2 separate regions of the Homo sapiens genome follow, and region 2 is linked to region 1. A link is an interaction called in ENCODE POLR2A ChIA-PET data of the cell type or tissue named here. Cell type or tissue: Panc1. All regions are shown on one strand. Links, peaks and the distances in the headings refer to the core of each region. The heading gives the core; the rest is flanking DNA.

What was found. ChIA-PET counts read pairs that join two places held together with the same protein. Peaks named below come from ENCODE experiments on the same cell type or tissue, not always from the same donor. Only the 100,000 strongest peaks of a DNase experiment are listed, where the experiment ranks them.
Region 2: POLR2A ChIA-PET joins it to region 1 with 8 read pairs; 1 of 35 experiments calls an interaction of 5 or more read pairs at or near these places.

The regions. Positions count from the first base shown.
Region 1 is chr7:125,598,100-125,601,026 of GRCh38, forward strand. No RefSeq gene overlaps it. Among named protein-coding and RNA genes, the nearest start is that of LINC02830, 450 kb to the left of the region's middle. In Panc1, for the core only: no CTCF peak of the experiment used is centred there; a DNase peak (open chromatin) is centred at 1,532.
Region 2 is chr7:127,381,872-127,384,719 of GRCh38, forward strand. All of the region lies in intron 3 of ZNF800 (zinc finger protein 800), which reads right to left. Among named protein-coding and RNA genes, the nearest start is that of ZNF800, 9.4 kb to the right of the region's middle. In Panc1, for the core only: no CTCF peak of the experiment used is centred there; a DNase peak (open chromatin) is centred at 1,630.

The DNA.
Region 1 (2,927 bases), core at 152-2,651:
CATGGGGATTTCAAGTTTACTAAGTTAGAGTATTCATTATCGAGTTTAGTAGAAACTGTAACTTCAAAATGTTATTTTTAGTTTTGGTTCAAAATTAGAATAAAGTTCTAGGAGTTAATTTGCATGTAGATGAATGTCATATAAAAGTGCTCACTTAAAAATAATCCTTATCCTTATATTTTGACATATTCACTTTTAATTCCACGTTTTCAAGAGATTATCTGTGAGCTTTTGCAATAGTCAAAGGCTGTTTGAATAACTGACTTTTGTTGGAATCATACCACTTGTGATCAGATTATAAGTGTGGCTTTTCTGTGGCTTAAAAGTGCTTTTGGTCTTCCTAACTGAATTCAGAAAAAATTATATTTTATGAATTTCTGGGTATATTTGTGCATGCATACGTGACGTTTTTAATCTATTTTTGATAGTTTTGAATTAAAAAATAATGTGAATTTATATAAGGTTTGATTGAGAAGAAATTAAGGCTATTATTTCAGCTTTCATCAAAACTAATAACCTTTTCTAATTTAGACCTTTACAAAATTATCATAGATTAGTGGAAAGTGGGAAGTAAGTGATGGAGTGTCTATCAAAGGCAGCATTTGTGCTACATGACTGAAACTGTTATGTCATATTGGAGGTAACTTTTTAAAAGACTAAAATTGAACGTGATTTGAGAGGGCCAAAATGGTCTCGTTGCCTGGGCATTCATTCTTACATGTGTGAGCCCCCAGAGGTGGGGGCAGGCATATGTTATGTGATCATAATTGGTAGTTGTCAGATATCCACTGTACAGAGTAAATTGTACTTCAAAATTGGTAGCTTCAAACTGTGACACAAAGATAGCAAAATATCATAAACGCTTGATCCTACAGTTGTTTTACTGTGTGTTAAAAAAAAAACCGTATCTGACTGTGAGAAAGTTTGTGATAGCTTGAAGCAAAATATAAATTCTTTTATATTTAATATAACTAAGATATATAAATATGTTAATATTTATGTATACTATATGGGATATCTGTGCCCATATATAATTTATTTATATGTAAAATACAAACAAATACCTGAAAGAGACATAACCCAAGGACTAGATAATTTTATTTTATTTATTTTTTTGTTATGATCAATTTTTTATTATAAAGGTTACAAAGCCGTACAGCTAAATGAAGAGATGTATATTGATGGGTAAGGTTTGCGAGGTTCCAAACACAAAGTTTTCCAAACACAAAGCTTCCGTGTCCTCAGGATGTTTCATGCTTGCAGCACACCGATGTGTGATTACCAGTCAGGGAAGTTCACTCAGGCTTTCAGTGTCCACAGCTTTTATTGAGGTTTCTCTATGTAGCATCATTGGTTGAATCATCAGCCATATGACAGAACTAAATCTCCAGCTCCTTTTACCTCATTGGAGGTTAGGAGGTTGGGCTGATACCACATCGTGCAAAACCCTAACCCTCTATTCATCTGACTGGTCTTTTTGACATGGCCAGCCCAATCCTGAGTCATCTCATTAGTATAAATGACCTAGGAGTCTGCCATGAATCATCTTGTTAGCATACACTATCAGTGATCTGAACGGCTCATCATGAAAAAAAAGACACTCCCGTCACTCAGAGAATTCCAAGGGTTTAGAGGCTCCCAAGGCTTCTGAGATGGAGTTGAAGAAGAAAATACTAGAATACAGGACTTTCTTTTTGTAGGATGTTTAATTCAAACTTAATTAGTATTTTTTTAAGTAGAATTAAGAAACAAGAAAGGTAGCGGAGCAAAGAAAGCGTGAGGAGCAGAAGACAGAGCATCCTGAAGGAAAACAATGACCGCCTGAAGACAAAACACAGGAACTCTTTGAAATTTTTAAAGCTCAAATTCCATGTATAAACAGATCTCCCTTTACTCAACTCTAAACTTTCTTCCTTTCACTAACTGCTCTTCTATTTGCTGAGAATTTTAAAGTATGATATCTTTAAATCATTTCTAAATTCCAACACAGTCCATGATGTAAACACTGGCAAAACACAAACAAACTGTTTTAATTTGGTTTAAATTTGTGTAGGCCACCCACTGCTACCTCAAGCAGCAGGGATGGAAGTATGGAGGAAATGAAGTAGAATTAGTACATTTGAAAGTATGAATCAAATATTTCCCAAAACAAAGTCCAACAATACAAATCTTTGTTTATAGTTGCATGATTAGTAGTTTCATGTGTGTTGCTGTGTACTGAATTTCATCCTTGCATCACCCATATGTTGAAGTCCCTACCCCAGATATGACTATATCTAAAAATAGGTCATTTAGAAGATAATTAAGGCTAAATGAGATGATAAAGTTAGGATCCTGATCGATAAAATTGATGTACTTATAAAAAGGGACATCCTAGCTCACTTGTGCTCACTCTTTCTCTTCCTCTCTCTCCATCTCAACACACATGCTTCAAGGAAAGACCCAAAGAAGGTGGCTGTCTGCAAGCCAAAAGGAGAGCCCTCACCAGGCCAGGCACCAGCCCTGTTGGCATCTTGATTTTGAACTTACTTACCTCCAGAACTATGATGAAATTATGTCTGTTGTTTAATCTGCTGGGTCTGTGGTATTTTATTATAGCAGCCTGAGCAAACAAATCAAATGTCCAGTGGATTAATATATCAATTTAATCTTTGTTTTTCTTCTCTCCCACTGATCATAGCCTAATGCATATAGTTTAACTATGTTCCTTATGGAACGTGTACTAAATCCAAGTTGTATTGATAATGCTTCATGTTCATTTTAAGAATGAAACATTTTATTTAAAAAAACTATACAGGGCTGGAGAAACAATGAGATTCTAATCCTGGTTCTTTTGCTAATTAACTCTGAAGATTTGCACAATGAATTTAGCTTCAAACCCCAAAATGACTGCTTATGGTCTGTGTCCCTTTTGATGATTTTACCAG
Region 2 (2,848 bases), core at 349-2,848, 1.8 Mb after region 1:
GAAGCATCACCATTCAGTCAGAGCTTAAACTAATTGCAATTAAAGTTGTTTTAAGGAGAAAAAAAAAAGCCTAAGTTAAATGACCAAACCCAAATTTAGAAAGATAATGACAGCAAACATCACATGAAGCTAATTCTCATTTTTCATTACCATACAATTAAAGTTACAATTTATTCCTCCCTAAGAGTCAAAAAAAGAGTTCCCTGCATGTACTGCTCTAGCATATTCTACATGTAGAATCTTTTTTCTACAAATTATATATTTCTCTTCTTACAATATTATATATTTCAAGAACTTAAAAAGAAGATGTCAGCTTCATATTAAAGACCAGTCTTGAATACCAGACAAAATTATCCTTCTCTTTTCCCCTCATTTTTCTCTTTCTAACCATAGGGGCATTCCATAGTTCCTTTGCCTCTAGCACACAACTAAGAAATTCTGAAAGAATATTGAACTCAACTAAACCAATTTAATAAACACATAAAAGATATTTAATAAATATGTAAAGGTAGTACACTTTTTATCTGCTATTTAAAATTTTGTTTTGGTTTGGGGAGAGAGGTCAAAGAGGAAGGAAGATAAACTGAAAGTGTTATAGAGAGGAGGGAAATTTGAAGACACCATATTAGAAACATGATCCTATCAGAATGACACAGCCAAAGCCAAACTACACAAAGGGTAAGGCACAGTCAAGGTAGTAGAAGAAACCAGGGGTTCAGAGCAAACAGCAGGTCTCAAGTCAGCCAATCATCAGGAATTTCCAAGTGGAAAACCTGCAGCTGCAAAACCTGCAGGCTTCTTAAAAAATGAGGCATCTATCTATGGACTGATGTCAACAATAAATAGTTGAATCTACAGTTAATAAAGCAAAGGTACACAAGAGTACGTAGAGTCAGCTACCATTTGTGTAAGAAGAAAATGAGGGATATATGTTTGTATATGTATAAAAGGTCTCTGGAAGAAGACACATAAACCATGTAGCAGCGTTGCCTGAGCAAAGGGGAACTGAAGGACAGAATAGTATAGAAACTTATTTTTTCCTCTATACCCTTTTGTACTTTACTATTTAAAACCACAGACACATATTACTTATTATAAAAAGAAAAACCCATTTAACTTAATTTGCAAGTTAAGCAGACTAATAAAGATATACCAGAAGTCAATAAGAATTTGTAATTTAAATCCAAGAAAACAGTTCAAAGGAAAAGCTGAAATGTCAGGCAAACAGGATGGGTTAAAACTGGTCAAGCAGTCAGTATAGCACACATCAAGTGGTGGACATTAAAAATGAGTCAACTCCTTCATAAGACAGAACTTTTTATGAACTTCCAGCTTGCATAGGAATTAATACCTGGTCATAGACAGCCCAGTGTAGGCAGAAGGTGAGACACAAAAGGAGATGATACAGCAGTTGAAGATAACTATCTGAGCTTGAAGATAAAGGTAGATAACCTAACATATTACTACCATTCAACCTGATTTATACCCTACAGGTTAACAAGAGCAAAAGCATGGACTTCAGGGTTCTATCTTCAAATATCTGTCAAAGATATATAGCACCACCAGGATAGTTCTTTAAATGCAACGTGTGTGACCTAATTGTAATGGAAAGAGCCTAGAAATAGATGAGTCATTGAGGGTGTGCTTAGGAGTAGAGTGGAATAGGAAGAACAGAGCCTCAGAGCTAGAAGGGATCTTTGTCCCCAAGTTATACAGTCCAGACTTCCATACCATTCTCCCAAGGTTTTAGTCAGTCTCAACTTAAATGCCTTAGTGCTAAAGAAGGGCTACCACAGTAGACATTAGATTAACCAGAAATGCAAGAGATTACTATCTTGAAGAAACTAAAATTTCTTAGTTACAGGATACAGTAATGAAGTAAAATAATTCTTTTTTTAATCCAAGATTAGTTTCTTTGTACCACTCAGCATATTTCTAAATCACCTCTAACTTAAACTGTTGGGTACTCAGAAAATTAAAATAATAGTATTTTCAGAATTTGCCTAAATAAAAAATAACTCAAAAGGCAAATTTGCTGATATCATTTTAAAAAGATCGCAGTTCAAAACATCAACATAAAATGGCTTTGGAATTTTACCATTTCAAATTACCCGTTTCACTGCCTCACTTCTTTAGCTCAGAGAGTAAAAATACGACAAACACAGAGAACAGATATGATCACAACATAATAAGAAAATAATTAATTTAATCTTTAAATATTTGCCTTCTAAAATTAAAAAAGATTTTTGGAATCTTTTTTAATTCTGTACCCACACAGATTTTGGGTACAGGTTCTTGTTGATAAGGCTGTTTTTTAACAAGTCAAAGCACTTATGACTTAACTAATTCTAACTTCTTTTTTTTTTTTTTTTTTTTTTTTTAGACAGAGTCTCACTCTTTCCTCCAGGCCGGACTGCAGTGGCGCTATCTTGGCTCACTGCAAGCTCCCCCTCCCGGGTTCACGCCATTCTCCTGCCTCAGCCTCTCGAGTAGCTGAGACTACAGGCGCCCGCCGCCGCCCCCCAGCTAATTTTTTGTATTTTTAGTAGAGACGGAGTTTCACCGTGTTAGCCAGGATGGTCTCGATCTCCTGACCTCGTGATCTGCCCGCCTCGGCCTCCCAAAGTGCTGGGATTACAGACGTGAGCCACCGCGCCCAGCCTAATTCTAACTTCTCAATAAAAAAATGCTATAGTAAACTGACATAGTATAACTTCATTAATTCCAAATTAAGAATTTTAAAAAAGAAACCTATAACAAGTAATATTACTAAATATGAAAAGCTATTGCTGTCATTTCCATGGTATGAGAAAGAACCAAAAAAACCCTTTAATCTCTATTCTAAAAG